3 separate regions of the Homo sapiens genome follow, and regions 1 and 2 are each linked to region 3. The links are chromatin loops, found by intact Hi-C in ENCODE. Cell type or tissue: IMR-90. All regions are shown on one strand.

The links. A loop is a pair of places that touch in the nucleus more often than their neighbours do. Peaks named below come from ENCODE experiments on the same cell type or tissue, not always from the same donor. Only the 100,000 strongest peaks of a DNase experiment are listed, where the experiment ranks them.
Region 1: a loop joins it to region 3, with 13 times the contacts of the local background. A loop is called at or near these places in 25 of 110 quality-filtered maps.
Region 2: it touches region 3 in a loop (2.7-fold over the local background); 23 of 110 quality-filtered maps call a loop at or near these places.

The regions. Positions count from the first base shown.
Region 1 is chr19:15,089,020-15,097,019 of GRCh38, reverse strand. It overlaps OR1I1 (olfactory receptor family 1 subfamily I member 1), which reads right to left. Exons shown (of 2, transcript NM_001004713.2): 2 at 4,050-8,000. Among named protein-coding and RNA genes, the nearest start is that of OR1I1, 11 kb to the right of the region's middle. In IMR-90, a CTCF peak has its summit at 4,978 (motif pointing left); a DNase peak (open chromatin) is centred at 4,989; H3K27me3 peaks cover 542 bases.
Region 2 is chr19:15,192,278-15,200,277 of GRCh38, reverse strand. NOTCH3 (notch receptor 3) reads left to right here. Exons shown (of 33, transcript NM_000435.3): 2 at 2,700-2,778; 3 at 7,759-7,901; 4 at 7,980-8,000. Among named protein-coding and RNA genes, the nearest start is that of NOTCH3, 4.7 kb to the left of the region's middle. RefSeq lists a silencer at 1-213 and enhancers at 4,712-5,212, 5,213-5,713. In IMR-90, a CTCF peak has its summit at 4,565; DNase peaks (open chromatin) are centred at 4,757 and 5,167; H3K4me3 peaks cover 1,225 bases.
Region 3 is chr19:15,248,712-15,256,711 of GRCh38, reverse strand. BRD4 (bromodomain containing 4) reads left to right here. Exons shown (of 20, transcript NM_001379291.1): 9 at 449-648; 10 at 1,120-1,415; 11 at 2,450-2,560. Among named protein-coding and RNA genes, the nearest start is that of EPHX3, 20 kb to the right of the region's middle. RefSeq lists an enhancer at 5,297-6,168. In IMR-90, CTCF peaks have their summits at 4,090 (motif pointing right) and 4,883; DNase peaks (open chromatin) are centred at 4,761, 5,371, 6,601, 7,591 and 1 weaker place; H3K27ac peaks cover 3,749 bases.

The DNA of each region.
Region 1 (8,000 bases), 160 kb after region 3:
ATCCCAGCTCCTCGGGAGGCTGAGGCAGAGAATTGCTTGAACCCTGGAGGCAGAGGTTTCAGTGAGCCGAGATCGCACCACTGCACTCCAGCCTGTGTGACAGAGAGAGACCCCGTTTCAAAAAAACAAAAACAAAAACAAAAAACAAACAAACAAAAACAACCCAGAACACCAAGGCTTGGGTCAGCTCCTTGGTTAGCAACACTCTGCACCTGTTGTTACACATTGTGGCTGTGAGAATTCAGCATTGTCTATGTCTGTACAACTCCACTGGGAGGGAACAGCTGGAAGCTCATGCCTGGTGTCTCCTAGATGCTGCTCTATCTGCCTTTTACCTTTGCAGATTTTTTTTTTTTAATGGGGGCCAGGTGTGGTGGCTTACACCTGTAATCCCGTTGCTTTGGGAGGCCAAGGAGGGAGGATCACTTGAGCCCAGGAGGCAGAAATTGCAGTGAGCTGTGATCACACCACTGCATCCCAGCCTGGGTGACAGAGCTAGATGCTGTCTCAAAAAAAAAAAAAAGGGGGGGGGGTTACTCTGTTGCCTCATCTGGAGTGCAGTTGTGCAATTCTAGCTCACTGCAACCTTGAACTCCTAGATCTGAGTGATCCTCCGACTTCAGCTTCCCAAGTAGCTGGGACTACAGGTGTGCATCACCACGCCTGGCTAATTTTTACAATTTTTTGTAGAGACAGGGTCTGGCCATGTTGCCCAGGCTGATCTCGAACTTCTGGCTTCAAGTGATCCTCCTGCCTCAGCAGAGTCCCAGTCCCACAAGGCACCTGAGTGTGGGACAGGCATAATTGAAGGTTGGGGGTATCAAAGGAGGAGTGCATCTCTCACTTAAAGTGTTGGGATTATAGGCATAAGCCACTGTGGCTGGCCCTTTGCAGATTTTAATCTGTATCTGTTTACTGCAATAAACCATGAGTATAATAACATTACTGAGTTCTGTGAGTCTTTCTAGCAAATCATTAAAGGTGAGGGATGCCTTTGGGATCCCCAGCCACAAAGGTTTACACAAACAAAACCACCTCCATTTCCTGCCAAGTTCCTGGCAAATGGACAGTTGGGAGGATTGTCCCAATCCATCTCTGCGAACTTCAGCCCAAATCTTAGTGAATCTTTCTTACACTTTCCAGAAAGTGGCCACTCCTGCTGGCTTGTCCGCTTTTCACTCCCCAGAGTCCCACACAGGGGCTGCTCCCTCCTCCCGGGACAGGCCTTGAGTTGCTCCAAGCTGCAGTGTGACCTTGGGCAAGTCACCCACCTGGGAGGCTACCAGCATCATGAGGGAGGGAGAGGCTGGGTTTTGAGGTCACACCAGCCTGGGCTGGATTCCCCCACTCTGCCCCAGATCTGGCATGTGGCCTTGGGGTGGTCACTTTTCGTCTCTGAGCCTCAGTTCCCGAATCTCCAGATTTGCTTTGAATCACCCAATAAAATTTCACATGGAGAGAAGGAAGTGTTCTTGTACTTTTTTTTTTTTTTTTTTTTGAGACAGAATCTTGCTGTGTCACCCAGGCTGGAGTGCAGTGGCACAATCTTGGCTCACTGCAACCTCCGCCTCCCAGGTTCAAGCGATTCTCCTGCCTTAGCCTTGAGTAGCTGGAGCTACAGGTGCATGCCACCACGCCTGGCTAGTTTTTGTATTTTTAGTAGAGATGGGGGCTTCACCATGTTGGCCAGGCTGGTCTCGAACTCCTGACCTCAGGTAATATACCCATCTTGGCCTCCCAAAGTGCTGGGATTACAGGCGTGAGCCACTGTGCCCGGTCTGTTCTTGTACTCTTAATATAGGCTTGGGCCGTGTGCAGTGGCTTACACCTGTAATCCCAGCGGTTTGGGAGCCAAGGTGGGAGGATGGCTTGAGGCCAGGAGTTCAAGACCGGAATAGGCCACATAGTGAGTCCTCGTCTCTATAAAAAAGTAAAAAAAATTAGCCATGTGTGGTGGTGCGTGCCTATAGCCCTAGCTACTCAGGAGGCTGAGGTGGGAGGATTGCTTGAGCCCAGGAGGTCGAGGCTGCATTCAGCCATGATCACACCACTGCACTCCAGCCTGGGCGACAGAGCGAGACCCTGTCTCAAAAAAAAAAAAAAAAAAAATTTACTGGATAAGATTGGCTCAAACCTCTTCCAGCATGCTTGCTAAGATTTTAGAGAATTTCCAGATTATTTTCTGTCTTTTGTTGTTGCTGAATTAAGGAGTCCCGCCATCTTGCTGGTTTTGCTCTGTGGGATGAGGCCCCTGGCTTCTTAATTTCAGCAGAGTCCCAGTCCCACAAGGCACCTGAGTGTGGGACAGGCATAACTGAAGGTTGGGGATATCAAAGGAGGAGTGCATCTCTCACTTAACCTTGACTGCAGGTATCTTTGTTCCAACTCAGCAGCCTACTTTGGCTGCCCCATCCGGTATTCCTAAAACCTTTCCATCACACTGCCTCATTCATTCATTCATTCAGAAAATATATTTTGTGGCTGGGTGCGGTGGCTCATGCCTATAATCCCAGCACTTTGGGAGGCTGAGGTGGGTGGATTATTTGAGGTCAGGAGTTCGGGACCAGCCTGGCCAACATGGTCAAACCCCGCCTCTACTAAAAATAGAAAAATTAGCTGGGCATGGTGGCGGGCACCTGTAGTCCCAGCTACTTGGGAGACTGAGGCAGGAGAATAACTTGAACACGGGAAGCGGAGGTTGCAGTGAGCCAAGATCACACCACTACACTTTAGCCTGGGCGACAAAGTGAGAGTCCATCTCAAAAAATAAAATAAATAAAATAAAATAAGATTAAATTAAAATAAAGAAAAAAAGTGTTTTTTGTTTTTTTTTTTCTTCTGAGACAAGAGTCTTGCTCTGTCGCCCAGGCTGGAGTGCAGTGTCATGATTTTGGGTCACTGCAACCTTTGCCTCCCGGGTTCAAGCGATTCTCCTGCCTCAGCCTCCTGAGTAGCTGGGATTACAGGCACGTGCAACCACGCCTGGCTAATTTTTGTATTTTTAGTAGGGATGGGGCTTCATCACGTTGGCCGTGGTTGGCCAGGCTGGTCTTGAACTCCTGACCTCAGGTGATTGCCCGCCTTCACCTCCCAAAGTGCTGGGATTACAGGTGTGAGGCACGGTGCGTGGCCAGAAAACATACATTGAGTGGCTACCGTACTAATCATAGGGGCACAGAGGTGCAAAGATAAACAAGATAACACTATTTCAGGTCCCAGCTCCCAGCTCAGTCAAATGGGTGAAACAGACATTAATCAAAGGGTTACACAAACTAATATAAAACCACTGCAGTGAGGAGGCCGGGTGCAGCAGCTAACACCTGTAATCCCAGAACTTTGGGGGGCTGAGGCAGGTGGATCACTTGAGGCCAGGAGTTCGAGACCAGCCTGGCAAACACGGTGAACCCCGTTTCTACTAAAAATACAAAACATTAGCCAGGCATGGTGATGCGTGCCTGTAATCCCAACTACTCGGGAGGCTGAGGCAGGAGAACCATTTGAACCCAGGAGGTGGGGGTTACAGTGAGCCGGGATCGCCCCACTGCACTCCAGACTGGGAGACAGAGCAAGACTCTGTCTCAAAACAAAACAAAAGACCCCACAAAACCACTGCAGTGATGAAGAGATCACTAATGATGAGTGATGATGAGAGAGGGGATAGCGAGTGTAACATTAGGGCAACTGATGTAGCTGGGCAAGGGATGGAGGTTAGGGGAGGCTTCCTTGAGGAAGTGGAGTTTGTGCTGAAATCTCAATGCCAAGCAGGAATTTACTCAGGAGGGGTCAGGAAGAGGGAACAGCATTTGCAAAGGTCCTGTGGCACCAGCTCCTTATCTTCTGATGGTTTTCAGCCCACTTCACCTCTCACTTTTTGGTCTTTCTTGGTCCCCTTAACTCTTGTCACTCCCATCCATCTATACGAGGATTGGCAACCTATGGCCCATAGGCTAAATCCAGCCCTTGAAATAAAAATAGTTTTGCATTTATTTTTATTTATTTATTTATTTTTTAAGTTTTTTAGAGACAGTGGTCTTACTCTATCCCCCAGGCTGGAGTGCGGTGGTGCAATCATAGCTCACTGCAGCCTTGACCTCCTGGGCTTAAGTGATCCTCCTTCCTCAGCCTCCTGAGTAGCTGAGACTACAGGCATGCACCACCATGCCCAGCTAATTAAAAAATTTTTGTAGAGATGGGGGAGGTCTCACTATGTTGCCCACTCCAGTCTCGAACTCCTGGCTTCAAGCAATCCTCCTCCCTTGGCCTCTCAAAGTGCTGGGATTACAGGCATGAGTGAATGCACCTGGCCTAGAGTAGTTTTAACATTTTAAAAGTGGTTGAAAACAAACCCAAAGGCTACAAGGTATGACATGTACTATGATATGAAATGGAAGCTTCTGTGTTTATAAACAAAGTTTTAGTGGAACACAGCCAAGCCCATTCGTTGATGTCTCATCTATGGCTGCTTTCGCCAGACAGCAGCAGAGTTCAGTCATTGCAACGGAGATGGTAAGGTCCCTAAAGCTGACAATATTGACGACCTGGACCTTGACAGAAAAAGTTTGCTGACTCCAGATCTATGGCATGGATAACTGGCAGGTTCGTTCTGAAGCACAGCCCCACCCCCTATCCTCCTTAAACCTTGTCATGGTCCCACTCCCCGTGGTCCACACACCGTGTTACTCCCAGTGCCCTCCACGGGCCCCCTGCAAACCCAGCTTCCCTGTCACTCTGGGCTCAGGCCACACCAGTCTCCGTGATTTCTTTAAACAACACAGGCTCCTTCTCATCATGGAAACTTTGCACCTGTTGTGCCCTTCCAGGGGGAGATTACACCTAAGGGCCATGGACCTGGGCCAGTTCACAGCTAGAATACAAGTTTCCGGGGAAAAAAAAAAAACAACCAAAAACCAAAAAAAAAAAAAAAAAAAAAAAGCGTTTTAAATCCAATTTGTGAAATGACATTATTGCCACCTAGTGGCCACTTCTCTAACTGTAGTTTTCAGAGCTTTTAGGGCGGTTGGGAAGGTTCCCTCCTGGACACAGTGGCTAGAGCGGCACCCCAAATCTGGTTCTCCTGTATCTCTGTACCTAAAGCCTATTTGGGTCCCGGTTATCTACAGGACCCCCATCTAGCCCAGTGATGCTCAAACTTTTAAATTACAAACTTTTTTTTTTTTTTTTTTTTTTTTTTGAGACAGAGTCTCGCTCTGTCACCCAGGCTGGAGTGCAGTGGGGCGATCTCGGCTCACGCAAACTCCGCCTCCCGGGTTGACGCCATTCTCCTGCCTCAGCCTCCCAAGTAGCTGGGACTACAGGTGTGGGCCACCACGCCTGGCTAAGTTTTGTATTTTTTTTTAAATTGAGGAGGAGTCTCGCTCTGTCACCCAGGCTGGGGTGCAGTGGCGTGGCCTTGGCTCACTGCAAGCTCCGCCTCCCGGGTTCAGGCCATTCTCCTGCCTCAGCCTCCCGAGTAGCTGGGACTACAGGTGCCCGCCAACATGTCCGGCTAATTTTTTGTATTTTTAGTAGAGATGGGGTTTCACCATGTTAGCCAGGATGGTCTTGATCTCCTGACCTCATGATCCGCCCACCTCAGCCTCCCAAAGTTCTGGGATTACAGGCATGAGCCACTGTGCCCGGCCTAATTTTCGTATTTTTAGTAGAGAGGGGGTTTCACCATGTTGGTCAGGATGGTCTCGATCTACTGACCTTGTGATCTGCCCGCCTCGGCCTCCCAAAGTGCTGGGAATACAGGTGTGAGCCACCATGCGCAGCCTGCTGTTACTTTCAGTGGCAAAACCACAATTACTTCTGCACCTACCTTGTAGGGGTGTTGCTTAACACTTATTGAGATTGTGCATATAAAGGAGTTAGCATTGTTCAGATAATAAATCTCGGTTGTCATCATCATTATTGTCATCATGCTGATACCCAGTAAGTGAATCCATGCAATCTAAATCCTTCATCCTTTTCTCCAGTTCTAGCCCAGGGTCCCTTGGCCAGAACACATGGTCAATTGTAAACTTGAGAGGATGTACTGGGACACTTTGTAGGTTTTGTAGGTTGCTGACATTTCTTAAACTAACTGCATTTGTTTTCTAGCAATGTTGCAACAAAGTACCACAAATCAGGCCGAGTGTGGTGGTTTACACCTGCAATCCCAGCACTTTGTGAAGCCGAGGAGGGCAGATCTCTTGAGGCCGGGAGTTTGAGACCAGCCTGGGCAACATAGTGAGACCCTGTCTCTACAAATATATATAGCTGATTGCAGTGGCATAGGCCTGTAGTCCCAACTACTCAGGAGGCTGAGGCAGGAGGATTGCTTGAGCCCAGGAGTTTGAGGTGAGGTTGCACTTTAGCTATGATTGCACCACTGTACTCCAGCCTGGGTGACACAGTAGATCCTGTCTGTCTCTAAAAGAAAAAAAAATTTAAAAATTACCATGAACTAGGTGACTTAAACAATAGAAATTTGTTGTCTTACAGTTCTGGAGGTTAAGAGTCCGAGATCAAGGTGTTGGGCCAGGTGCAGTGGCCCACGCTTGTAATCCCAGCACTTTGGGAGGCTGAGGTGGGCAGATCACTGGAGGCCAGGAGTTTGAGACCAGTCTGGCCAACATAGTGAAATCCCATCTCTACTAAAAACACAAAATTAGCTGGGCGTGGTGGTGGGTGCCTGTAATCCCAGCTACTTGGGAGGCTGAGGCAGGAGAATTGCTTGAACCTGGGAGGTGGAGGTTGCAGTGAGCCAAAATCATGCCACTGCATCCAGCCGGGATGACAGAGCAAGACTCCGTCTCAAAAAAAAAAAAAAAAAAAAAAGATCAGTTGTCAGCAGCTTTGATTCCTTGGTTCCTTCTGAGGGCTGAGAGGGATAGCCTGTTCCACGCCTCTCCTGGCTTCTGGTGGTCTGCAGGCAGTCCCTGGCATTCCTTGGCTTGTAGGAGCATCACCCCAATCTCTGCCTCCATCTTCATGTGGCGGTCTCCATGTGTGTGGGTGCCTGTGTCCAAATCTCCCCTTTTCATAAGGACGCCAGTCGTATCAGATTAGGGACCAACCTAATGACCTTACTGTAATCTAATGACCTCTGTAAACACCCTATCTTCAAATATGGTCACATTCTGAGGTCCTTGGGGTTAGGACTTCAACATATCTTTTTTATTTTATTATTATTACTTTTGCAGACAGGGCCTTGCTCTGTTTCCCAGGCTGGAGTGCAGTGGCAGGAACATAGCTCATGCAGCCTCGACCTCCTTGGCTCAAGAGGTCCTCCTGTCTCAGCCTCCCGAGTAACTAAGATGACAGGTGCACACCACCACACCCAGGTAATTTTTTCTTTTTTCATTTTTATTTTTTGTAGGGATGAGATCTCACTATGTTGTTCAGGCTGGTCCTGAACTCCTAGCTTCAAATGATTCTCCCTACTCAACCTCCCAAAGTGCCAGAGTTTACAGGTGTGAGCCACTGCGCCTGGCCTCCCACGTATCTTTTTTTGGGAGCCACAGTTCAACCCATAACACTAACTTTTTAAGTGCCCCGGGCCACCTGATCTGCTGTGGCTGACCCTGCGTGTAGAATCATACTGGGTTCAGAGTCAGGCGATGAATGTCACAGGAAACACATAGATTTTGGAGCTAGGCTAGGGTCTGTGTTCCCAAACTACGATTGATGGACCGTCTGCATCAGAGTCCCCTTGACTGGGGGTTGTGGGGAGACAGGAAGCCTGTTGGGAATTGAGAAAGTAAGCCCCAACCACAGTCATAGTTACAAGTGGAGGTCTCAAGACCCCCCAGGAGGCTGAGGCTTGCTGGCTGACTAAGCGAACAGCACGTGAGCTAATCTCACTTGCAAATATTTTCAAAGTTCTTCCACAACACTTAGGAAACACTGGCTAATACATGGGCTGTCTGTATCTACCTATCTATCTATCTATCTATCTACCTACCTCCTCTATCTCTATCTATCCATCCATCTATCTATCATCTATCTGTTGATCG
Region 2 (8,000 bases), 56 kb after region 3:
GCAGCAAGACCCGGAGCCGGATTCCGAGCCGGAGCCTCGGCGGCGCGCGCGCCCCCTCCCCCGCCCGCAGCCCGCCTCTCTCCTCTGGCCGCGGGGACCCGGAGGCCCTGGGACCCCGCCCCTGCGCGGGGAGGGGAAGGGGCGAGGGCCCACGTGCTCCCCTTCGGCTCCAGCGCCCCCTCCCCGCGGCCAGAGCCCCTCCCCAGCCGGCCAGGGGCCCCCGCCCCTCCTCCTCTCCTCCCTCCCCTCCCCCGCTCGGGACAATGGCCGCGCCGTCTAGACACCCCCTCCCTCCGGCCGGCCTCGCGCTTTCTTTGCCAGACAAAGCGGGACCCGCGGCTGGGCCGGGGAGGGGGCTGCGGGGGCACCCCCCTCACCGCTACGGGAGGCCTGGTGGGCGGGGGAGGGGCGCGGGCCAAGGCCCCTGGCCAGGGGTCCCAGACGCCAGTGTGGGGCTTGGCGCTGGGCGGGGTGGGGGTTTCGGGAGTGAACGGCCTCCCCAGCCCAGCCCCGGGGCCCGGACGGGGCAGGACCAGGCAGGAGCCGCCGCCTCCGCCGGACCAGCGGCGCACACACATGGCCTGTGACACACTCGCTGGCACACATAGCTCTAGGTCACGTAACAGAGATGCAAACCTGCACACACACAGCACACTCGCAGACTTGCACACCTGGCTCAGGAAAGACACACCCAGCTGCACGCACACAGCTCACACATTGACATACATACACACACAAATATGATCACACAGGTGTGGCACACACGCTGCCTGCACACACTCAGACAGCACATAGATGAAGACTCAAGGACATGCTTACACCCAGCTCACACATGCAGATGGACAGACACAGCCAACCCATACACAGACACAGCGGTGCACACACAGGTCACACCAACACACAGCTGTACACCCATTTACACGGTTCACATACACAGACGCACAACAGACACAACCTGCATACAGACAGCACACACATCTGTGCATTCCCGTATGGGTGTGCAGCTCATACACACACGGGCACACCCACGCTGACATGCATGTACAGATAGACTCACATGTAGCTGCAACTGAGACACAATAGATGCATGCCCAAATCCACATACAGACACACAAGCCCGTGCACGCACACACATGTGGCTCACATTGCCTACAGCTCAGGGTGGCCCATAGCCCATGTTATGGGACCCACAGTGTGAGTTCACGAACACCCACAGGTCCTGGTGTGGGTGATGGTGTCCAGTCGGCTTGTCCTGTGAGGAAGGGGCATATACTATGTAGGCCCATGCTCAGGTTCAGCTCGACAGATTCTGTAACTCACCCTCTTGTTTTCTATTTCTTTCTGTCCTTCTCTCTCTCTTTTTTTTTTTTGAGACAGTCTCACTCTGTTGCCAGGCTGGCATGCAGTGGCGCAATCTCGGGTCACTGCAACCTCCGCTTCCCAGGTTCAAGCGATTCTCCTGCCTCAGCCTCCCGAGTAGCTGGGACTACAGGCGTGCGCCACCACACCCAGCTAATTTTTTTTTGGAGATGGAGTTTGGCTCTTGTTGCCCAGGGTGGAGTGCAATGGCGTGATCTCGGCTCACTGGAACCTCTGGCTCCTGGGTTCAAGCGATTCTCCTGCCTCAGCCTCCTGAGTAGCTAGGATTACAGGCACCTGCTACCATGCCCAGCTAAGTTTTATATTTTTAGAACAGACTGGGTTTCACTGTGTTGGCCAGGCTGGTCTCGAACTCCTGACCTCAGGTGATCCACCAGCCTCGGCCTCCCAAAGTGTTGGGATTAGAGGCGTGAGCCACCATGCCTGGCCGCTTTCTATTTCTTTCTGTCCTTCTCTGTCTTCTCCTGGTCTATCTGCTTCTAGTTCATTCTCACGTCTTTGTGTTTTTCTCGATCTTCCTTCCTCTCTCCATCACCCTCTCTCTGACAAGAGCATGCATGGACACACGCACTGTGTCCCCACACCTGATCGCATGCACACAGTTCTCCACTAGCTCAGACCCAGCCACACCCTGGACCCTTCTGGCAGGACAGTTAGACTATGCCACACCCTAGAGGGACACAGCCCTTAGGGATGGCGATGTTGGACAGGGCAGCACATGCCTTGTGCCAGTTGCCCCTCCCTTCAACACACACCCTATTCCAGCAACGCCCAGCGCTGGCTGCTTCTGGAGATGCTGTGCTCACTCGTGGGTACATGCCTTGGTCCCTCTCCCAAGAGCACCACGCAGGCCTGCCTGGCTGGAGTAGATGCCCATCAGGGAAAGGAAGACCCGTGGCCCTAGGATCCCCTGCCCCTTCCCCTTCTATTACCCCTGAACCTGGGCATGAAGCCCCAGACCTCCCTGTAACACTCAGCACCCTTACTTCCTGTCTCAGCACACCCCATTCTGCACATCTTAGCTCTGGCAGCTTCCCGAGCCCCCACATCTGGCATAAGACAGCCCCTCCTCCTGCCTTCCCCTGCTTTGTGGTTCCCAGGGCTCGAGCTGGCAGGGACAGCTGCAGCCTCAACAGCTGGGGCTGGGGCGGGGGGGGGGGGGGCGTGGGAACTGTGGATGGGGGGACTCCCTGCACCCGCAGAGACGCCCCCATCCCCATGCAGCTGTTGCCTGGTGGAGGGAGGGAGGGGGTTTGTCACTTGGGCCTGGGGTTCCTGGGCACCTGGCTGATCCTCCACCTTCCTTCACCCCCACACAGCCCCCCCTTGCCTGGACGGAAGCCCGTGTGCAAATGGAGGTCGTTGCACCCAGCTGCCCTCCCGGGAGGCTGCCTGCCTGTGAGTGCCTGGCTCAGAGCCACCAGTGGGCCCTGTGTGTGGGGGCGGGGGGGAGGGGCGATTTGTCTTCTCCCTCTGCCTCTGTGTTCACCATGGATGTCTCTACCACTTCCTACATGTGTGTGGCTTGGGCAACCTCTCGTGTTTCCCCATTGGAAACTGAGCAGGGGCTCTGCACTCTTCTTGGCATGGGTTCAAGTCCCACATCATGTTGCTGACCGGCTAGGAATTAAACTCTTTACATCTCAGTGTCATGGTCTGCAAAATGGGCCCAGTAATCCCAGCTTCACAGTTCTTGGCCACCTGAGGTCACATGTAAAGCCCCCCATGAGGTAGGTATTATTCAATCAACAAACTATCAGGGACCAATCGCAGTGGCTCACACCCTCCACACCCCTCCCATCTCTCAACATTTAGTGGAGGGGGACATAGGAGGCCTATAATACAGTCCCACACTGCCACTTACTTGCAGTGTGACTTTGGGCTAGTCACTTTCCCTCTCTGATCATCATTGCACCTGTGAAATAGGGAATGCTTCACTGGCGACTGTGAAGGGACTTAACAATTTAGTTGTTAGATATCACAAGGAAAGGCAAGAGGTTGCAGGGAGCAGAGCAGAGGCTGGGAAGGAGCTGAGCAGAGACAGAAAGAGCTCAGCTTAAATTCTGGGGTCTGGGACACCTTGAGCATTCAAGCTTTTTGAGCCTCAGTTTTTGCATCTGGAAAATGGGGCAATAATAACTCCTGTATGCACTCAACATACATTAAGTGCTCAGAATATAGTATGTGCTCAACATAGGCATTATTATAAATAATAATGGTAGGGAGGCAGGAAACAGGTGCTCTAAGGAGAAGTCTCTCAAGGTTATGAGGAAATGCTTGGCTCCTTTCATGCTATCATTAATAACAGCAGTTCACGCAGTAGCCATTGATTGACTCATTAATGTATTCATTTATTCAGCATCATGTGTGCCAAGTACTGGGTCAGGCCCAAGCTGGGTGGGTCTGGGGTGATTTTAGACCAAGAAGAGCCGCTTTGAAGTTACACCTACATTTATTTTGGCTGGATCTCCCACTCGGGCTCACCTTTGTGGAGGGCTGAGCCTGACTGAGAGGGTTTCCTGGGGCTGGGGGGTCTGCGAAGGTGGGGCGGGATGGGGAAAAGTGTGACCTTACCTGGAGCCACACACCTGGGAGGGCGAGCGGTGGGGCCGGGCGCCTGCGCAGTGGAGCTCCGCGCCTGGAATACTGCCGACAGGTGAATGAGCCCGCGGCTGCCCCGCCCTTCGACAGGTGAATCACCGGCGCGCGCGGCGCCCGGAGCCCGGATCGCCCGGAGTGGAGCGGGCTCAGTCCTCCGAGTTGGGCTGTGGGAACCACTCCCTACACGCCCTCCACCCCCCACGAGTCTCTTTCACGGTCTCAAATACTCAAGTCCTTTCAAGGATGCCCCCAAGCTGTCACCCCACCCATGGATCCCCCAAGACCCCCCCACCGGCAGCAGACGTTTCCATAGACCTCGTCCCCATCTCCTAGTCCTCGCCTCACCCGCCGTGCCCCCCCTAACTAGGTCTGCGCTCCCCCCTCCGTCTCCCCCAAAGCTTAGGCCGTGGGGCGGGGCGCGGGCTGGGGCTGGAACCGGCCCGACCGGTCGGCGGGGGCGCGGGACGCAGAGCGTGGGAACCCGCCCGGGGCGTCGGGAGGGGGCCCGCGCGGGTCGCGCCCTGCCTGGCGGTGGGACCAGCTATCCTCGGCGCCCAGCGCAGCGCGCCCCCTCCCGACGCGCGGTCGGGGCCGCAGTGGTCGCCCTGCGGGCCTTGGAGGAGGGGACGGGAGCTGTGCCCTCCCCTCCCAACGCCACCCGCACCCTTGCTTGCTCGGCCGTGCCCCGACCTGTTTCGCTGGGGGCCGGGGTGGGGGGGATCTTGCGGGTGACGCTAAGGACTGAGTCAGCCGCTTGTTGAGTTCAGTCTCAGGCGTCTGGGACAAGCCGGAGGGAGGACAACCGCGCCAGGGGCGGAGGGTGGGGGGATAGAGGGGGGTGAGGGTTGGCAGCGTCGGGGGGCGGAGCTTGGACTCTCTGGCTTCTCTAAGCCCCTCCCTCTGACCCCGCTAGTGCCCCTTGGAGATTTCCAGTCTTAAGACCAACCCCTCCCAGTTCCAATTCCTCACACTCCTTGGTGGGCTTGGGGAGGGGGCTGCAGGTTGAAGGACCACCCCCCCAAGATGAGGGTACCAACAGTGGTGTCAGTACCCCAACCCTCCACCCTCCCATCCCTGCATAAGAGGCTATATAAGTCCCAGAGAAGGGACTTGAGGGTTTGTGGGAGCCCTGCTGTCTGTCCCTGTGAGTGAGAGTTGCTCATTTCCGCGTGGGATGCTGTGGGTTGGTGTCTTGAGTGCTGGCCAGGCCATGGCGTCCAATTGGTGTGTCCCTCTGTGTGTGTAGCTGTGGTTTCTGGGCCTGTCTGTGTGTGCCTGCGTGGTTGTGTCCTGGGGTCTGAGACTTCTTTTTTTCCTTTTCCTTTTTTTTTTTTTTTTTGAGATCGAGTATCGCTCTTGTTGCCCAGGCTGGAGTGCAGTGGCTCGATCTTGGCTCACTGCAGCCTCTATCTCCTGGGTTCAAGCGATTTTCCTGCCTCAGCCTCCGGAGTAGCTGGGATTACAGGCATGTGCCACCACACTTGGCTGATTTTTTGTGTTTTTAGTAGAGACGGAGTTTCTTCATGTTGGTCAGGCTGGTCTCGAACTCTTGATGTCAGGTGATCTACCTGCCTCGGTCTCCCAAAGTGTTGGGATTACAGGCGTGAGCCACCGCGCTTGGACATGGGTCTGAGACTTTTCATTTGCTGTTCCCTCTGCCTGGAATGCCGTTCCCCAGAAAGCCCCATGGCCCCCTCCTTACCTTCATATGTCTGTGAAAATAGAATTCCACCTCCTTGACCCCATCATTCTATCCCCCTTAACCCTGTGGTTTAGCTTCCTACGGCTGCTCTAACAAATTACCATAAACTGGGTAGCTTGAACAATAGTAATTTATTCTCTTGAAGTTCTGGAGGTTGGAAGTCTGAAATCAAGATATCGGCAGGGCTGAGCCTCTCCATGGGGACCCAGGGGAGAACTGACTCTTGCAGCTTCTGGTGGCTCCAGACGTTTCTCAGCTAGTGGCTGTCTCACTCCAGTCCCTGTCTCTGTCTTCTTCTCTTCCTTCTCCCACCCAAATCTCCTTTTGGCTGCCTCTCTCTTTTTTTGAGACAGAGTCTTGCTCTGTCACCCAGGCTGGAGTGCAGTGGTGCAATCTTAGTTCACTGCAGCCTTCAACTCCCAGGCTGAAGCGATCCTCCCACCTCAGCCTCCCAAGAAGCTGGGACTACAGGTGTGAGCCACCACGGCCAGCTAATCTTTTATTTTTATTTTTTAGGTGGAGTCTCTCTCTGTCACCCAGGCTGGAGTGCAGTGGCACGATCTCGGCTTACTGCAACCTCCGCCTCCCAGGTTCAAGCAATTCTTCTGTCTCAGCCTCCTGAGTAGCGGGGACTACACGAGTGCACCACCACGCCCAGCTAATTTTTGTATTTTTAGTAGCGACGAGGTTTCACCATATTGGCCAGGCTGGTCTTGAACTCCTGACCTCGTGATCCGCCCACCTCAGTCTCCCAGAGTGCTGGGATTACAGGCATGAGCCACTGCGCCTGGCCTGTTTGTTTTTTTTGTTTTTTGTTTTTTTTTGAGATGGAGTCTCCCTCTGTCAACCAGGCTGGAGTGCAGTGGTGCAATTTCGGCTCACTGCAACCTCCGCCTCCTGGGTTCAAGCGATTCTCCTGCCTCAGCCTCCAGAGTAGCTGGGATTACAGGCTCCTGCCACCATGCCCGGTTATAATTTTTAATTTTTTTTTGTGGAAAAAAAGTCTCCCTATGTTGCTCAAGCTGATCTTGAACTTCTGGCTTGAAGTGATTATCCTGTCTTGACCTCCCAAAGTGTTGGGATTACAGTTGTGAGCCGTTCTCTTGTATGAACACTTGTCACTGAATTTAGGGCCCAGGTGGATAATTCAGAATAATCTCATCTTGACATCTCTCATTTAATTACATCTGCATAGCCAGGCCTGGTGGCGTGTGCCTGTACTCCCAGCTACGCAGGAGGCTGAGACAAAGAATTGCTTGAACCCCGGGAGGTGGAGGTTGCAGTGAGCCAAGATCGCGCCACTGCACTGCAGCCTGGGTGACAGAGCAAGACTCCGTCTCTTAAAAAAAAAAAATTACATCTGCAAAGAGCCATTTAAAAAAAAAGTAAGGTCCTAGTCACAGGTTCTGGGACATGGATGTCATCTTTTCAGGGGCTGTGACCCAACTGACTACATCCTTCATGGTTCTGATGGCTTTCACCGCCCCCTGCCAGCATGTTGTATATTAATTTGTTATTCGTATATGTTCTCCTTGCCTGGACCTGGCTGCAAGGATCCAGAGGGATAGGGACCCCTTTCATTGTGTTTGTTGCTGTATTTGTATTGCTCAGAACGTAGTAGGTACTCAGTAAATATTCGTTGCATGAATGAATGTGTGTTTTGTTTTGTTTTGTTTCTTTGAGACCGAGTCTTACTCTGTCACCCAGGCTGCAGTGCAGTGGCGCGATCTTGGCTCACTGCAACCTCCACCTCCCGAGTTCAAGCAATTCTCCTGCCTCAGCCTCTTGAGTAGCTGGGACTACAGGCACGCACCACTATGCCCAGCAAAGTTTCGTACTTTTAGTAGAGACGGGGTTACACCATGTTGGCTAGGCTGGTCTTGAACTCCTGACCCCAAGTGATCTGCCCGCCGCAGCCTCCCAAAGTTCTGGGATTACAGGCGTGAGCCACTGCTCCCAGCAAATGTGTGTTTGCTGCTCTGTTTCCCTGCGTGTTTCTTGCCTGTCTTGTGTGTATCTTTGTGTCTGGGGCCATCCTGCCCTGTGCTGCCCAACCAAGCCATCTCTGCCCACAGGTGCCCGCCTGGCTGGGTGGGTGAGCGGTGTCAGCTGGAGGACCCCTGTCACTCAGGCCCCTGTGCTGGCCGTGGTGTCTGCCAGAGTTCAGTGGTGGCTGGCACCGCCCGATTCTCATGCCGGTGCCCCCGTGGCTTCCGAGGTGAGAGGGGAAGAGTCTGGAGGGGAGGTAGTCGGGGGTGTGGTCAGTCCTAAACTCACCCTGTCCTGGTCCCTCCAGGCCCTGACTGCTCCCTGCCAG
Region 3 (8,000 bases):
TTGATCCTTTCAGTATCTGGAAGGAGGAGGTTGAGCCAGGATGTTCGTCTCTCCTGGGGCTACCTGTTTGCTCCTCTCCCTATAGCCAGTCATCAGGCCCTTCGTGCCTGACGTGTCCGTGTGCTCTTACTTAGATTCTTAGGGGCCCTCCTTCTGCGATCAGGATGGCCGTGAGACTTGGTGTCTGTCGGCTTGATCAGCTCCTCTGGTGAGGAAGACACTGGCAGTCTTTGGAGTTGAGTGAATGGGTGGAGATAGTCTTGTTAGGAATCTGGTTAACATGACAGGCGCAAAGCTGGGGGCCTTCCCTTCCCCTGCCTCCCCTATGCCCACACCCTGATGCCCCAGGTGCATGCTGTCGCATGTTTTTTGGAGCAGACGCCTGGGTCTTGGGTGACAGGAAGGTGGTTTCAGCCCTGAGTGTGTGTCTTGCCTGTCTGGTCTACAGCTCAAAGCCGTGCACGAGCAGCTTGCAGCCCTCTCTCAGCCCCAGCAGAACAAACCAAAGAAAAAGGAGAAAGACAAGAAGGAAAAGAAAAAAGAAAAGCACAAAAGGAAAGAGGAAGTGGAAGAGAATAAAAAAAGCAAAGCCAAGGAACCTCCTCCTAAAAAGACGAAGAAAAATAATAGCAGCAACAGCAATGTGAGGTCTGTGTCCCCTGAATTTGTCCTGGGTGGGGACCCTCCTTCCAGGGCTTGCTCTGAGACTGTGTGGGCCACTGCCCCTCCCTGTCCTCATTGGGTGCGGAGGCTGCCCCTCTGCAGCCGTGGCTTCACAGGCCAGGCTGGTGGCCACTTGCACACAGGACTTAGCTGCACTGTCTCTGCCTCTTTCTGTAGGATGAGCCTTCGGAGCTCACCATGTTTGGTTGGGGAGGATAGGCGGCAAGGATGGGGCTGTAGTGCATCCCCCACTTGGGCAGCCTCCAGTCACAGTTTGCTTCGGTCTCCACTGGGTGCTCCCAGAGATTGAGTTGCCCATGCCCCGTTTCCTGTGAAGGCTGGTGGGTGGGGGGTATGGGAAGGGCACCCCTTCCCCCCAACATACATGTGGAGGAATGAGTGCCTGGCTTCCTCAGGGGGCCCGTTCTTGATGGTGTCTGCATCGTCCCTTCGTAGCAAGAAGGAGCCAGCGCCCATGAAGAGCAAGCCCCCTCCCACGTATGAGTCGGAGGAAGAGGACAAGTGCAAGCCTATGTCCTATGAGGAGAAGCGGCAGCTCAGCTTGGACATCAACAAGCTCCCCGGCGAGAAGCTGGGCCGCGTGGTGCACATCATCCAGTCACGGGAGCCCTCCCTGAAGAATTCCAACCCCGACGAGATTGAAATCGACTTTGAGACCCTGAAGCCGTCCACACTGCGTGAGCTGGAGCGCTATGTCACCTCCTGTTTGCGGAAGAAAAGGAAACCTCAAGGTGTGCTTGGGCCCCCTGGGCATGGGGTTCCTTCTGTGGGCACCCTCAGAGTAACTTTTCCCTCCTTGCTCAGTCCACTCTTTCTGCGCCCCCCCCCTTTTTTTTTTCCAATTATAATATCTGTGTTCTTGACACAGAAACCTCCGAAAGGTTGTGACATTGCACTCACCCCTAGGCTGTCAGTGCCTTTCTACATATCTGACTGGTGGTGTCTGGGGCCTCTCTGCACCTTGTTGCCTGCAGCTGTGTTCTAAGCCGGAGCTGCTTTCAACCCAGGCTACCTGCTGCTGAGTCTTCCTCCGGCCTCTTTGGGGAAGGAGGAAAGGCGGGTCTGCAGGGTCCCAGGACCTGTGTACCGATACGTTATGCAGCACTGAGCCAGCCTCTGTCCCTCTCTAGCAGGGACAGTTCGGTGTGGCATCCTTTCTGGACTCTTCCAGGCAGCTCTTTTGTGTCACACAGCTCATCCTGGCCTACGGCTTTCCTCTGAGGATCGGTGTCAGGGCATTGCACACAGTCTTTGTCCCCAGCCCTGACTAGCTCCTGGGGTCCTTGGGCCCCTACCTGGGGCACACCACATGATGATTCCAGCGTGCGTCTGAACAGCTGTGCTGAGAGACCCCCGGGGGTCTCTCCCTGCCTTGCGTTACCTTTTGGCAGCATGTTCCTTTTGGATCTTCTTCTTCCCCTGCTAGAAGAGTAACTGGGAGAATCCAAGCCTTATGCCCAGCGGTACCTTGTGTTAGGAAATTATCCTTCTGCCTGGTCTCTTGAATCCTTGATAAACCCCCCAAAGGAGACTTTTTGAGAGATTGAAGGAACCTTGAAATTCCATTGTAAGCAGTCTACCCATGGGAACTGTGGGACCACGTGGGTTCTGGGAGTGGCAGCTGGCAGTTGGGAGCAGCCCCTGGGCCCACCGTGCACAGGCTCCTCACTGGTCCTTCCTCCAGATGGATGGGGTGTGCCCATGGCTTAGAGCGGCTTCCTGGGCCACAGCCCTGCCTGACCAGCTCCCATTGCTTGGATTGCAGCTGAGAAAGTTGATGTGATTGCCGGCTCCTCCAAGATGAAGGGCTTCTCGTCCTCAGAGTCGGAGAGCTCCAGTGAGTCCAGCTCCTCTGACAGCGAAGACTCCGAAACAGGTTAGGTGACTTGTGTTCTACGTGTCTTACCAAACTCTTCCCACCTGTGCCTGGCACTAGCTCGGTCCTGTGTCCAGGATGCTAGAGCCCAGAGACGGCACTCCCAGAACTTGCTGGGTTCCTCTGTCTGTCTGTCTCTTTGTTAACTGTCTCCCTGGGGCCATGAATAGCCCTGCACTCTGTGCAGTAGTGTCCATTCTCTCGGCCTGGCCGTTATGCTCTCCCTGCCAGGGTCTGGTCATGGAGGATGAATGGCCAAGGGCGTTGACACTGCGGAGCCCTGGATGGTGGGCGGGGAAGCTGGGCCATGAGGACTGTGGGCGTGGGGGTCCAGGCTGTGCTGTTGACCTTGATGTGACCACACCCAGCTTTCTGCACCAGTGGAGACTTCGTGTCCCCAGGGCCTTCCCCGTATCACAGTCACGTGCAGTGCGGCCGCTTCAGGGAGATGCTTCGCTGGTTTCTGGTGGATGTGGAGCAGACTGCAGCTGGCCAGCCGCATCGCCAGTCTGCTGCTGGCCCTGCCATCACCTGGGCCCCAGCCATTGCCTACCCCTCCCCAGAGTGTGCTCGTTGCTGTGTTGGCTGCTCCTGAATCTGCCCTAACTCCACACGCACCTGGACTTGCGTGTCCCTCCTGCAGTTCTAACTAACAGTCCCTTCTTTTCAAGCCCCGTGGGTCTGCACGTTGGACCCTGGGTTCCCCATTAGAGCCCACCTTCTGAGCAGCAGCCTCAGTGGGAGGTGGAGGCAGGTAGTGATGCTGGGTGCCAGGTGGGAGTGGAGAGGGGACTGCTCTCCTCCAAGTGTGCACTTTCCTCATTATTCTCAGGGGCGCAGATGCTCAGGCTGGCGCAGGGGAGAGGCTAGGGAGGGAGCCATGGTGCCCAGAAGGCCTGGCGACCAGCCCCTGCTGAGAGATGGAGCTAACATCCTGTGTTTACGGCCAACGGGGTTGCCGCTAGGCTGGTGCAGCTGTCAGTGAGCTGGCGTGCTGCAGACCACCTGAGAGCTGGCCCTAGGGTCTCAGGCAGACTGGGGAGTGGGGATCCACAGTGGGAAACCTGTGTTTTGGCAGTAGACTCCTGCATGTTCTCCCACGGGCCTGTCCCATCCCTGGGATTTTATTCTAACTAGAAATAAATGCTAACCCTCAATAATCAGTGCATGTAAATAACTTGATCGTGCCAAGGAAGATTGAGGACCCTTCACGGCAGCTGGGGAGAGCCATGTTGCTCTGAGGTGTGTGTGCACAGATGGGGTGGGGGTAGGTGGCACCTCGGGCCTTGTCAGTATTCCTCTTCCCTTGGACAGCCTGGTGCCCTCTGCTTCCCAGGTGAGTGAGGAGACTTGCCTTGAAGTGGGCTGAAGGACCCTCCAGGACTCCAGATGCCCACATTCTCTACCACAACTGCATGCAGAATGCCGTGGGCAGCTCACTGGCCTCCTGGCCTTCCCTGTCGCCATCCTTCACCCTTTCATCTCTAACCGTTACTCTCCCCACACTGCTTTTGTAATCCATCAGCCAGCAGGAGGCACTGCACCCCATGGCTGCCCAGGAAGGGCTGGCTTTGCCACCCGAAGCTAGGGCCCCCACTCGCAGCAGAGTGACTGGGGTGAATGGCTGTATTCTTGGATCCAATTAGCATTCCTGGTGGCCGCTGACTTTTCACTTTCCATGCCAGCCAAGCCTCCAGCTTGCCTTCCTCTGGGTTTTTGCACCTCCTGTTTTCTAGTTGACTTCTCCTACCAGGGGTTTTGTAGTCTTCTCATCTGAGGATCTGAGTGACCAAGTGGAAACCCCAGATGCTGAAATTGTCAGGGGACCTGATTAACTAAAATGACATGACGTGGTCGTGGCAGTGTGCTGCTTTAGCCCTCACAAGACAAGACACCTTAGAGGGCTGTGGCCATCACATCCTGATTTCCAGTGTGTGATCATGGCCTTTGCCCTTGGCCTCTGCGTCCCTCTTCTGGGCTCCTCTGCTTTGGGAGAGGAGTGGGAATGCTCCTGGTTTCCTGAACGAGTGCCCCACACCCCTCCTGCCGCTGCCGAGATTTTATTATTTTTTCACTCCCCCACTTTAAAAAAAAGTGGAAAGATTGTGCAACAAGTAATCTGAGAGTCCTGGGAACAGCTGTCCTGGCGGGAAGGAGGGCGAGATTTACAGTCTCAGAGCCGCTGGCTCCCAGGCTCCCAGGCTCTGGCGGTCCAGCCCTGGCCGCTCATGCAGCTATCTGGGCTCTGGCCTTCCCCTCTTCCCAGGCGCCCTCCCCACCTTGGGTTTTGCCTGGCTCCCTTTTGTCTTCCCAATCCTGGCCAGCAGGGGCTTTCCTTTGCCTTCTGTGTGCACTGAGTGAGCTCTGTCGTGGGCCGGCAGGGTGCTTCTCCTCTCAGGAGGGGCCGCTGCGAGGGTTTCGTACGGCAGATCCCGAAATGGGAACCCACACCCTGGCACCAGTAAATACAGCCTTCTGCTGCCCTGTCCCGCACAGGACTCTGCACTCTCAGGGCGGGGGGCAGAGGGGGCGTAGCTCCTTCAGCAGCTGCTCTCCTGGGTCCAGGAATCCCGGCAGCCCTGATGTCCATGGCCCGTTACAGGCAGCTCTGCCTTAACGGGAGTGGGTCAGGGTGGGGGAACATTATTTCCCTTTGGTCTTTTGGTGCCTAGTTGATTTGCAGGCCCGCGCCCCCGCCCCCCCCCCCCCCCCCGTTCTTGTGTTTCCATTTGGATTGGAGCCGAAATTCCTGAAAGGGCCTATTTTTGTCACTTATACTACGGGGTTAGTTCCGCTGACAACGGCCCTGAGACATGAATCACCAGAAGAAAACGAATGGAGTCACTAGATTGAGGCTGGGGGGTGTGATACATGAACACCCCTCTTGGTAGCTATCCATAGACCGGGATGCTGTGGACTGATGCAGGCGTGGGGTGGTCCTCTGGGGCCAGGCTCTAGTTCAGGGAGCAACGGAACACAGGCAGGAGGAGGATGGCGGGGGTGGGTGCTGCTTTCCCAGCTGTGTCCCAGGCCACCATGTATTCCCCACCCTCTGCCCCAGCAGCATGCAGTGCAGTGGGCCAGCCCTACCACTTCCTCTGATTCCAGCTATTGCTTGGGCTGTGGTCTTCCATTGAGCTGTGATTCCAGCTAAAGCCTGGAGCTGCTTGAGGATTCTGTATTGAGACAGGCAGGGGTAGGGCACAAATGCCACTCTCCCACCACCCCTAGGGCATCTGCAGACCTGGGTGGAGCAGGCTGGAGGAAGACACTGTCCCAGGTGGGCTGTGGACAGTACTGTGGCTTTGCTGTCATTAGCACTGGGGTTAGGTCTGCCAAGCACATGGGGCAGGGCATGTCCTAGGAATCTTCTAGCTTTCACTTGTCACATAGCTGACATCTGGTTCTTCCCAAGTGTCATGCACAGGTCTTTGTGAGCAGAAGTGTCCCCACAGCTTATGTCCCTCTTAGGAATACCCGTTTAACCTCAGCTACCTGGGCTGGGACAGGGTCTCAGGGAGGTGTGAGAGATCCTCCTGGGCTTTGGTCTGGTCGTCTAGTTGGAACGGGAGCGCAGTCCAGCTATTTTAGTTTCCTGGCTTCCTTTTCCCAGGATTGGAGCATGTGGGTGTTTCTTAATAGCTCCAGGGGAAAAAGGAATGCTTGATGTTTTGGAAAGATTTGAGCTGGGAAGTGCAGACAGAGGCCATGGGGCGTTCTTACCACACAACCAGCCTCAGCTTCCTGACCCCCAGGGTCTTTGAGGGACTTAGTCCATCTCCAGGCCTGCTGCTTGCCTGCTCCAGAGTGTGGCGCTTACCTAGGGGAATGGTGAGGACCCTGGAGGTGGGGGAGTAGGAAGAGACTTGAAGATAGGGCAGTAGCCTTTCTGTCTGCACAGCCAGGTGACTCCCCCCACAAACAGCCAGCATTTGCAGCTGGAGGGATTCTGGGGCTTCATGGGCGGGTGAGGGCGAGCCTTGTGGAATGTGGCCCAGAGTGAGAGGCCGCCAGTGGGCGGGTTTTTCCCATGCCCGCACTCAGGGGCCAGGGAGTAGCACGTCGGTTGCATCCGTGACTCCAGCAGAGGCATCCGCTCTGCTACGTGGGTGGGAACAAGCCCAGTGCCCCTCCCTGGTCCAGGGAGCCATGTTGGATACCCCAAAAAAGGAAAGAAAGGACAAGACTTTATTCCTTAGCCTGTTTCTTTTTCTTTTTTTTCTCCTCCTCAACAGTGTATATAATAGGTTCTGCTTTTTAGAGTTTGAGCTTTTTGTTTGGGGGATCTGGAGGAATGCAGAGATGAGGCTGTTTGCTCTTTCCCCTCCACTGGGGGTCCTGCATTCTGGTACCTCCTTTCTTGTAGACCCAGGAGGAAGGGCTGGCATCGCCTTCCTGAGACTAGACAGTGCACAGCCCCTGGGTGAGATGAGCTCAGAGTCAGCAGGGGCCTGGTGGGCTTGCCACACCTGGCTGGTGGGACAGGGCAGGGGCATCACTCAAATTCAAAAGAAGCCACTTGAGGGCAGTAAAGGAAATGCCGGCGTGCGCTCAGGCAGGGCACACGTGGAGCTTGCTAGTGGGAACCAGGGCCACTCTCTAGAAGCTGAGCAGGCTGGGGGCGGTTTCCAAGGCATCCATGCATTCTGCCTCTGTGACCTTTCTAAGCGGGCGGTGGGTCTGTCCCTACCCAGGGTTAGCCAGGCACGGGGCAGGGCTCCAGTCTCCAGTGCCGTTCTTGTGCCCATCAGCCACCAGGGCGCAGGAGGTTGGCTCAGTCTGCGGTTCTTCTGTTCTTGTGACTTAAATGGTACATTCCACACCATTTCTCTCACACTGGTTTCTCTCTCCCTCTACGTAGGTCCTGCCTAATCATTGGACACGGACTCTTAATAAAACGGTCTTCAGTTCCAGATTCCTTCCCAGCAAGCTATAGCTTAAGTCCATTTTCTTCCGTGAAAGGGACAGGACTCCATCAAGTTATGGAATTCCTCAGAGCCCTGGGCCTGTCCCCCGGGGTGGATTAGTCATGTCCAGCAGCACACGCCTAGTCCCGCCTTCGGGAAGGCTGCCTGCCTGGCCAGCCGCCCAGGCCTCTCTGTGTAAAGACTGCCTGGCTGTCCTGCCCAGCCTTCCTGGTTCTCTGGGGTCCTCTGGGTGGGTGGCATCTCCTGGAGGGTGATGACAATCCCCAACACATGCATTCATGTGGTGCTACTCTGTGTGCAAAGCCAGACCCCAAGTATGTTTTCTCTCTTTGTCCCATCCCTCTTTTTCTGGGACTTTGGACCCTAACTACTTCCCTCCTGAACCTTGCAGTGACATCAGTCCAGGAGAGCTCTCGTTCAGTGTGCGGAAGAACACTCTGACCTCTAGAGCTGTCCTAGATAAGGAGTGGGAGCTTTAGAGGCAAGGCCTCTAGACCCTGGAAGGCTCAGTG